2 separate regions of the Homo sapiens genome follow, and region 1 is linked to region 2. The links are chromatin loops, found by intact Hi-C in ENCODE. Cell type or tissue: heart left ventricle. All regions are shown on one strand.

What was found. Hi-C counts contacts between places; a loop is a spot of excess contacts. Peaks named below come from ENCODE experiments on the same cell type or tissue, not always from the same donor. Only the 100,000 strongest peaks of a DNase experiment are listed, where the experiment ranks them.
Region 1: it touches region 2 in a loop (10-fold over the local background); 33 of 110 quality-filtered maps call a loop at or near these places.

What each region holds. Positions count from the first base shown.
Region 1 is chr16:20,942,690-20,947,689 of GRCh38, reverse strand. It overlaps DNAH3 (dynein axonemal heavy chain 3), which reads left to right. Exons shown (of 62, transcript NM_001347886.2): 58 at 3,027-3,194. Among named protein-coding and RNA genes, the nearest start is that of LYRM1, 44 kb to the right of the region's middle. In heart left ventricle, a CTCF peak has its summit at 2,640 (motif pointing right); no DNase peak of the experiment used is centred here.
Region 2 is chr16:20,847,194-20,852,193 of GRCh38, reverse strand. REXO5 (RNA exonuclease 5) reads right to left here. Exons shown (of 20, transcript NM_030941.3): 20 at 2,529-2,795. The coding sequence ends at 2,714. Among named protein-coding and RNA genes, the nearest start is that of REXO5, 43 kb to the right of the region's middle. In heart left ventricle, a CTCF peak has its summit at 2,140; DNase peaks (open chromatin) are centred at 363 and 2,153; H3K27ac peaks cover 2,064 bases.

The sequences.
Region 1 (5,000 bases), 95 kb before region 2:
CCACCATCAATACAGAAGAAGACTTCTGTGACCAAATGTGTGGAGGTTACCCCTTCCCCACACATTAAGCAGTGGACACCAACTGGGTGTCCTCTAATTCAATTCCAATACCATCTACCTGGTGATAGTGTCAGATCCCACGGGTTGAGGGCTCAGTCCCCAATTCTTTCCCCCAACCCAGACACCAGTCACAAGTCCCAGCCTCAAGAACTGACCAACCAGCTTCACGTTGGGGTTCTCACCACTCCCCCTTTAATTGAAATTAATTCAATTAATTTGCTGGAGCAGCTCACAGAACTCAGAGAAATACTTAGGTTTATTGGTTTATTAAAGGAATATTACAAAAGATATAGATGAAGAGATGCATAGGGTGAAGTATGGCGGAAGGAGTGAGAACTTCCATGCCCTCCCTGGGTGAAATACCCTCCAGGAACCTCCACGTGGTCAGCTATCCAGAAGCTCCCCGCACCCAGTCTTCTTGGGTTTTTATGAAAGCTGTATGACATTCCCCAGAGTATAGGGCAGCACCCTCTCTCTCTAGGTGGAGTCTTAAGACTCACAATCAGGTCAGGTGCAGTGGCTCATGCCTGTAATCCCAGCACTTTGGGAGGCTGAGGCTGGTGGATGGCTTGGGGTCAGGAGTTTGAGACCAGCCTGGCCAATGTGGTGAAATTCTGTCTCTACTAAAAATACAAAAATTAGCCGGGTGTGATGGCATGCACTTGTAGTCCCAACTACTCAGGAGGCGGAGGTGGGAAGATCGCTTGAGCCCAGGAGGCATAGGTTGCAGTGAACCAAGGTCCCACCACTGCACTCCAGCCTGGGCCACAGAGTGACCCTGTCTCAAAAAAAAAAAAAAAAAAAAAAAAAGGACTCACAATCAGAAAGGCAGGGGAAGATTTGAGTCTTGCTTGGGGGCAGGTAAAAGGAGGGAAAGAGAAGGTCAGAGAGATTCTGTTTCCTGCGGCCTGCCCCTAAGGCCTAACACACCCAACATTATAACAGGTGACTGTAACAAGGGCTAGGGGAGTTAGAAGCCAGGAACCATGGATGAAAACCAGTAGATATATATGTATATTACACCACAACCTGTCACATGCCAAGGCCTGATTCCTTCTGTGGATGAAAAGAGTCTCTTTCTTACCCTGTAAAATATTTGAAGAGATTTATACTGAGCCAAATATGAGTGACCATGGCCCGTGACACAGCCCTCAGGAGATCCTGAGAGCATGTGCCCCAGGTGGTCAGGGCTTGATTTTATACATTTTAGGGAGACGCGAGGCATCAGTCAAATACATTTAGGATATCCATTGGTTCAGTCCAGAAAGACGGGAAAACTCGAAGTGGAGGCCAGCAGGTTATAGGTAGATTTAAACGTTTTCTGATTGGCAATTGGTTGAAAGAGTTATCAATAGAAAGGAATGCCTGGGTTATGATAAGAGGTTGTGCAGACCCAAGTTTTATCATGCAGATGAAACCTCCAGGCAGCAGGCTTCAGAGAGAATAGATTGTAAATGTTTCTTATCAGACTTAAGGTCTGTGTTGATGGTAATGCTGGAGGGGCATAATGAGGCATGTCTGACCCCCACTTCCCGTCATGGCCTGAACCAGGCTTTCAGGTTAAATTTTAGAGTGCCCCGGACAAGGAGGAAGTCCATTCAGATGGTTGGAGGGTCTTAAGATTTTACTTTTGGTTTATACTTCATAACTACACTTGTTTTTCTATTTACAGATAAGGAAACTGGGGTTTCAGATGACAAGTTCAAGGGTACATAGTTTTATTATCGGAAGGGGGTCCAGATCCAGACCCAAAGGGATGGTTCTTGGATCTTGCACAAGAAAGAATTCGGGGCGAGTCTATAGAGTACAACAAAAGCAAGTTAATTAAGAAAGTAAAGGAGGCCGGGCGCAGTGGCTCATGCCTGTAATCCCAGTACCTTGGGAGGCCAAAGAGGTCGGATCACAAGGTTAAGAGATCGAGACCATCCTGGCTAACGCAGTGAAACCCCGTCGCTACTAAAAATACAAAAAATTAGCCGGGCATGATGGCATATGCCTATAATCCCAGCTACTAGGGAGGCTGAGGCAGTAGAATTGCTTGAATCCAGGAGGCGGAGGTTACAGTGAGCCAAGATAGTACCACTGCACTCCAGCCTGGCAGACAGCAAGAATCTGTCTCAAAAAAAAAAAAAAGTAAAGGAATAAAGAATGGCTACTTCATAGACAGAGCAATGACATGGGTTGCTGCTCAACTGATTATACTTACAGTTATTTCTTGATTATATGCTAAACAAGGGGTGGATTATTCATGAGTTTTCCGGGAAAGGGGTGGGCAATTCCAAGAAGTGAGGGTTCCTCCCCTTTCTAGACTATATAGGGCAACTTCCTGACATTGTCATGACATCTGTAAACAGTCATGGCGCTGGTGGGAGTGTCTCATAGCATGCTAATGCATTATAATTAGTGTGTAATGAGCAGTGAGGTCAACTAGAGGTCACTTCCGTGGCCATCTTGGTTTGGGGATATTTGACTGGCTTCTTTACCACAACCTGTTTTATCAGCAAGGTCTTTGTGACCTGTATCTTGTGCTGACTCCTGTCTCATCCTGTGACTTAGAATGCCCTCACCTCCTAAGAATGCAGCCCACTAGGTGTCAGCCTTATTTTACCCAGTCCCTATACAAGATGGAGTTGCTCTGGTTCGAATGCCTCTGACAGTTTGGGATGGAGCTAGGATCCAAACTCAGTTCTGTTTGGGTCCAAAGCCAGGCCCACTGGGGGAGCAGAGAGGAAGCCAGGGTGGGCGAGAGGTAATTCAGTCTCATCTGCTTTCATGCCCACTCCCCAGAAAACTGTATGAGGGAGGGCTAGGGTTGTGTTCTCCCAGCGTGTGTGTGTGTGTGTGTGTGTGTGTCCTGTGCTACTGATACAGTATGATTCCTGTTCTGATTGGGTTCTGCTAAGCCTGGAGTCATCTGTGGGATTCTGGGGTCCCTCGTTGATTTCAACTGAAGATTTCCCTTCCAGTCCTATATCGACTATCTCAGGAATCTCCCCATCACAGCCCACCCAGAAGTGTTCGGCCTCCATGAGAACGCAGACATCACCAAAGACAACCAGGAAACCAACCAGCTGTTTGAGGGGGTCCTGCTGACCCTCCCTAGACAGTCAGGAGGAAGTGGCAAGTCCCCTCAGGTAACTGGGCTCGGGAAAGGGGGCTTAATCCTATTTCCCAGGCAGTTCTTCATCCAGTGGGCACACAGGATTGGAGGGTGACCAAGAGGCAGAGAGTGGGGGCCTGGCAGCCTCCTGGCCAAGGGCAGGGAAGGAGCACTGTGGCCTTACTGCCGGGAGTCCTTATATCCAGAGCTGCAAGGGAACCAGTGTTTCCAAAATGTCAGCTATTCCTGTATAACCTTCATGTTTTCTGCTATATCCACCTATCACCTATACTCCATTTACATAATGGGTTTTATTCTTTTTTTTTTTCTTTTGCTTTTTTTTCTACATAATGTTTTAAAACTAACTCTCTTTTTTTTTTAATTTAAAAGATTGCACATCAGAACCATAAGTGGAAACCCAGTATCATTTCCATAAAGTCATGATACGCACAAAAAGAAAATGAAAGCTGAACAGTGAACAGTTGGTGTTTTTTGGTTTCTGTTTGTTGTTGTTGCTGTTTTTCTTTTCTTTTCTTTTTTTTTTTTGAGACACGGTTTGGCTCGGTTACCTAGGCTGGAGCGCAGTGGCGTGATCTTGTCTCACTGCAACCTCCGCCTCCCAGGCTCAAGCAATTCTCCTGCCTCAGCCTCCCGAGTAGCTGGGACTACAAGCACATGCCACCATGCCCAGCTAAATTTTTTTGTATTTTCTGTAGAGACAGTGTTTCATCATATTGTCCAGGATCGTCTCAAACTCCTGGGCTCAAGCAATCTGCTTGCGTTGGCTTCCAAAAGTGCTGGGATTACAGGCGTGAGCCACTGCTCCCAGCGTTAACAGTTGTTAAGTTCTTCCCAGATGATGTTGCTGGCCAAAGCCCCTGAGCTGAGGCTTTGCTGGCTTCTTGTTAAAAGGAGAAAGATGTGTGAGTGTCAAAGAATTGGCACTGACCCGAAACTGTCTTTTTGAGAGGAATGAAAAGAGAAAGATGGTCAGAACTGGAAAAGAGGCCAGGTGCAGTGAATCGCACCTGTAGTCCCAGCACTTTGGGAGGCTGAAGCAGGAGGAGCACTTGAGGCCAGGAGTTCGAGGCCAGCCTGGGCAACATAAGGAGACCGCATCACTACAAAAAAATTTTTTTTAAGTTAACCGAGGGCTGGGTGCCATGGCTCATGCCTATAACCCTAGCACTTTGGGAGGCCAAGGTGGGTGGATTGCTTGAGCCAAGGAGTTGGAGACCAGCCTGAGCAACATAGCAAAACGCCGTCTATACAAAAAAAAAAAATAGCTGAGCTCAGTGGCGTGCACCTGTAATCCCAGCTACTCAGGAAGCTGAGGTGGGAGGATCGCTTGATTCTGGGCTGTTGAGGCTGCAGTGAGCTGAGATCATGCCACTGCACTCCAGCCTAGGCGACAGAGTGAGACCCTGTCTTAAAAAAAGTTAACTGGGTGTGGTGGTGCGTGCCTGTAGTCCCAGCTACTAAGGGGGCTGCGGCAGGAGGATCACTTGAACCCAGGAGGTCGAGGCTGCAGTGAGGCTGTGATCACGAGGCTGTGATCATGCCTTTGCACTCCCACCTGGACGACAGAGTGAGACACTATCTCAAAACAGTAACAACAACAATGAAAAAAAACCCAAAACCTGAAAGAGTAACTTTCTCACCATGTGACTCAACATGATTTTTCTGTGTCCTGGAAACACCTAAAATCCTGGGTACCTCTAGTAGTCCCAGTGCACTCTTTGTGATGACCTGACCCAGGCCACCCTCCTAAGTCTACAAATGAAGAGAGAAACAAATCCTGAGAGAGAAAGTGACCGGCTTCCAGGCTTTCATAAAATCA
Region 2 (5,000 bases):
TGAATAATAGAATTTCTATCATCATGGAAAAAGTTGATCGATTATAAAATATTGGCAGTCATTGACTGTTGATGGTGGGATCAGTTGTGATTTAAATTTTTCTGTATTTTTCAAATTTTCATTAATAGGTTTCCTTTTAATAGGGAAGAGGTTATTTACAAAAAGGGGGGCAAAAAGAAATGAACAACCCCCCCTATGGTCAAGGAGACCAGAAAATGGGAGTAATGTGTTCAAAGCCTAAACCATGAGTTCTGTAAAAGCCCTTGGAGTTGCTTTTCCCCCATAAGAAGCTGCTTCTCCAGCAGCTGCCTTGGCAGCTCTGCGCTGGCTGCCTAGAAGGGTGTGGGAGGAAAAATGCACAAACGCACTTATGAATGGAATGTGTGTTTTGCAAGAGGCCAAGTTGGCAGCTTTGGCTTCCAAAAGGTGGAGCATCAGGCTAAAGAACAGAGTGTGCAGACTGAAGTCTCAGAGGCCTTGTAGTGCAGGCCCATCTCTGCAGAGTTCTGGAGTTGGATCCCTGGGGAAACCTCCACCCCTACCCTTTTTCCTAAGAAAAAGATGGCCTTGGCTATTCTTGAGAGCAAGTGGAGTGCTCTTGGTACAGGGAGATGATCCCTAGTAAAATAGTATGTCATTTATTCAGCACTCAATCTTGACTTTTCCTAGTTTAATCCTCATAACCTTATGAAGTACTAATTTCCCCTATTTTAAAGGTGAGGAAACAGGCCCAGAGAGGGAAATTAATTCACACATAGTGCATTACTGTGTTATTTTCCACAAATGTCTCAATAATCAAAATAGTTATTTCCTTATTTTATACAGCTGTGGAAATAGCCTCAAATGAGGTTAAGTGACTTGCCCCAAAATACTCAGGTGTGTGTGGGAGGTGAAGCTCCAACCCAGGCCTCTTCATATCCGAGGCAGACACTTAATTTATCTCTCAGGACTTGAGCCTCAAGAGGTAAACAGCAGCTAAGCTCTCACAGCTTTGGAGCTCAGCTGGGCAGGAAGGAACCCAACAACACTGTCAGTTTCAAGTTGTTCTCAGGGCCTTGCAGCGGAAGTTGGCAATTCACCTAGGGAACTTTCCTCCTGATGAAGGGACTTGAATCAAGTTGCGGTGTCTGATCCCAAGTCAAGCTCTTCAGTTCTGGTTCCACATAGGGCCAGATCTTACAGAAGCTACATTTAAACTTTCATATAGGACCAGATCTTATGAAGCTACATTTATAAGATTAAACACTGCTCCAACTGCCCAACCCTAAGAGTTAATTTTAAGTAGAATTATCTTTCTCTTCTTTTCTTCTCCTGACAGCAGGTGGTAAGAATTATTTTCCAATTATAAAAGCAATATATGTTGAATGTTAAAAAAAATCGAGTCTACAACAGAAAAGCATTTGTTAAAACCTGATTTGTCAATGGCACTAGCCATAGATAAATACTATTAACGTTTTGGCATATAGCCTTGCAGGTTTTGTTAGAAGCCTATGTATAGCTTTGTATATTTTCTCCTACAAAAGTGTACTCAAACTACATGCTATTCTGTATCCCTCCAGACTTCATACAACAAATAATATACAGTACTGTGAATGTATAATCTCACTAATCTGTAATCCTCTCGGATACATACCATTATTATCCCAAGCACAGAAATGTTAAGCAATTTATTCAAGTTCACACAATAATTTAAAAAGCTGGGATTCAAAGTCAAGCATTCTGGATCCAGAGGTCTACTGCCTCTTCTTGAAGATCTCTTTCACCGAAGATTTTATTTACTCTCTCTCACACACACATTAGAACTGGCTACCTAGAACTCCATTGTAATAACCCTCTGATAGCTCCTTCATTACATGTTTTTGTGTAGCTATCCTAGTATCCTAGGATAATGCTGTAGAATTGCAGGGTCTCAGTGTACAGAGCAATTTACGAGGTTTTTGGGTATGATACATACTGTATGCCAGATTCATCTTTTCTGGAGGGCAGTTAATATTTCTAGTAGTTTTGGAATTGGGTGCCTATGCCCCATGTCCTTTCCAACACAGATTGTTATCAGTTTGAGAGTTGATTAAAACGGCTTTTACTGAATTTCAAGTTTCCAGTTCCTAGAGGGAGAGATGGTGTGATGGAGGCACCTACTGGTGAAGGGTGGCACTGCAGTCATGTTCTGAAGGGAAGGAGGATTCCTAAACGTGGAATGGAAGGGGTTTCCAGGGCTGGTTAAAAAAACTAAAAGAATCTTCCACTCCACTGCCTGGTGGACTTGCCAGATTTCTCAGTTCAGCTATCATTGTCCTTCAATTTTTTAAGAGTTGTCAATAAGAAAACAGTTTAAAGAAATTTGCTTCACAGACATTACAACTTTGACAAATTGCATAATCGGCTGGTTTTCTGAGTAATCACTCCTCTTGGTTTCCTTAGCAGTATATACCACGTAATAGGGGTGCTACATGGAATGAGCACCTTGTACCGCACCTATGCACATAAACTCAATGACACAAAGAAACAATCTGTGGACATCCCCATACTATGCTTGAACTTTAGGCATTTATTGAAAACTTATACATGCCATATAAACAAACTAAACTCTTTTAGCTGCTATACCAAGTTTCCATAAAGCTGTCTGCTGGTTGGGGAGGCTACAGCCTGACCACATTCTTTGCCATTGCCTACAAGGGGTAAGAAATGGCACATGGAAACATGGCAGGCCGACTCACGAACACAGGCCTGGGCCAGCGCTTTCTTCTTCCTCTTTTATTCCCATCAGTCCTAGACCAGAGAGTGAACCATGAGTGCTGCAATAAATAAGAAACAAAGGTATGTTTTTATCCATAAGGTTGAATGAATGGTTATAAATGCCTAGTTAGAGGAGATATTTTTCCAAGTATGTGTGTGTGCCATGGGGCAAGGGCAGGAAGGTTTATGGAAAGCTGCCTGCTGAAGATGGTTTAATGGAAAAAGCACTGATGAGTCTCAGAGGTCTAGATTCAAATCCTACCTTTACCAATTAAGAGATATGAGGCATATCTATAAAACTATGAAATATTTAAATTACTATCTCACAGGGATTTGGTGAAGACTATCGACAATAGCAAACATACACTGAGCACTTACTACATGCCAAGAGTTGTTCTAAGCACTTGTCTCATTTAATCCTCAAAACTGCTCACTGATGTAGGTACAAGTGTTATCCTCATTTAAAAAATAAAAAAGCTCATAGACATTATATGACTTGCTGAAGTCACACAACTGTTAAGTGACAGAACCAGGATATCAATAATAGCAATCTGTCATTAGATCCCTTATAAGTTGCTGTTAAAGAGTCTTAGTCTTTGTTCATTCCATACTTTTGTAGCACCTGCTAGGTGCCAGAGGCTGTTTAAAAAAGTTACAAAACATTAACTTATTTAACAATGTTTGTTGTAAAAAACCTGGTGTGGTGCTTGGAATTTAGGAGCCTTCAATACTTGTTAGTTCCCTGCCACCTTGTAATGAATATTCATGGAACTGGGTCAGCGTTGAGGAGCTCTCTGAGGCAAAGCAGGTAGAAATGAGCAAAGACAAACACAGAATCTGTCTCCACCTGATGTATGAACTTAAACATGCAAACACTAGACTTTTGTGTATGGAGAACTAGAGCTTTGAGGGCAGGAGAGTTGCTCTGGAGTCAGACACACCATCAGGGTACAAGTCCTGACTATGCACTTACTAGCTATGTGACCCTAGGAAAATTGGTTAATCTGAGACTTTTTCTCCACTTGTTCAGTAAAGATTCTGACAACCTCAACCAAAAATGCATATAGAAGCATTTAGCACAGTACCTGGGTTTAATACATTACTGTTGTTTTCAATATTAATTTAAGAAGCTACCAAAAATGTAAGGATTAAGAGCTGCATCAAGACCCCAGCCTAAGGAAACCTTCTATTGTTTTTGCTATTCCTTTTTTCCCCAACGTTTCCCAAGAGTATCTGCTGCCATCACGGACACAACTGCACAAACAAGGCCCAGAGAAGTCAGTCACACAGCAAGCTTCCACAGCCTGGGGAAATGCATGCTACTGCTGCTGAGTTTGATCAATATGTCTACAGAAATCAGAATGTGACTTTTAAAGGATAGGAGTAGTTCAGGTTTCTTCACCACAGGATTTGCTGCTTCCAGGGGGTGCTTAATTCTACTGACTTGTCAAACTTAGGACCTTTGTCTCAGTCACAACTTAAGTGTTTTTGCTCCCTGACCCCAGCACTTCCTCCTCTGGCTTCACCCTCTGTGGAACATCCAGGAAGAACAATGATTTGGGCTACTCTTGACTTAGTTTACCTAAACAATGGTGGACTGTAATCTAAGTATTCTACGTGAGAACATGAAAACCCAGTCCACCTACCACCATACACTGCCCCTGAGGAGCAAGTCTGTCTGTTCCCCAGAGCCCACATCTTAACCAAAAAGCTTTTACTGGCAACTTGTGGTCACTTTTTAACCTGTTCCTGTTAGCTTACCCACAAGCCTGTTTAAAGTATGTTGGTCTAAGATTTTTTTTCCCCTCAATGTAAGCACCTAATACTTGTTTCTGCTTTTCAGAGAAAGCGGTTCTTTCAAAGGTGCCCAGTAGGTAGACCATCTCCCTAATGGTCCTCAGATGCATGTTATAAGAACTTTATGCTAGGAAATGAATTTCTTCTGATCCACCTTCAAGGCCAGAGGTATTCATGCTCTGTCAACTCCTAGAATGTAAGAATCTTTTTTTTTTTTTTTTTTTGAGATAAGAGTCTTACTCTGTAGCCCAGGCTGGAGTGCAGTGGTGCAATCTCAGCTCACTGCAACCTCTGCCCCCTGGGTTCAAGTGATTCTCGTGCCTCAGCCTCCCAAGTAGTTGGGACCACAGGCACACAACACCAAACCTGGCTGGGTTTTTTTTTTTTGTTTTTTTTTTTGTGTGTGTGTTTTTGGTAGAGACAGGGTCTTGTCATGTTGCCTAGTCTGGTCTTGAACTCCTGAGCTC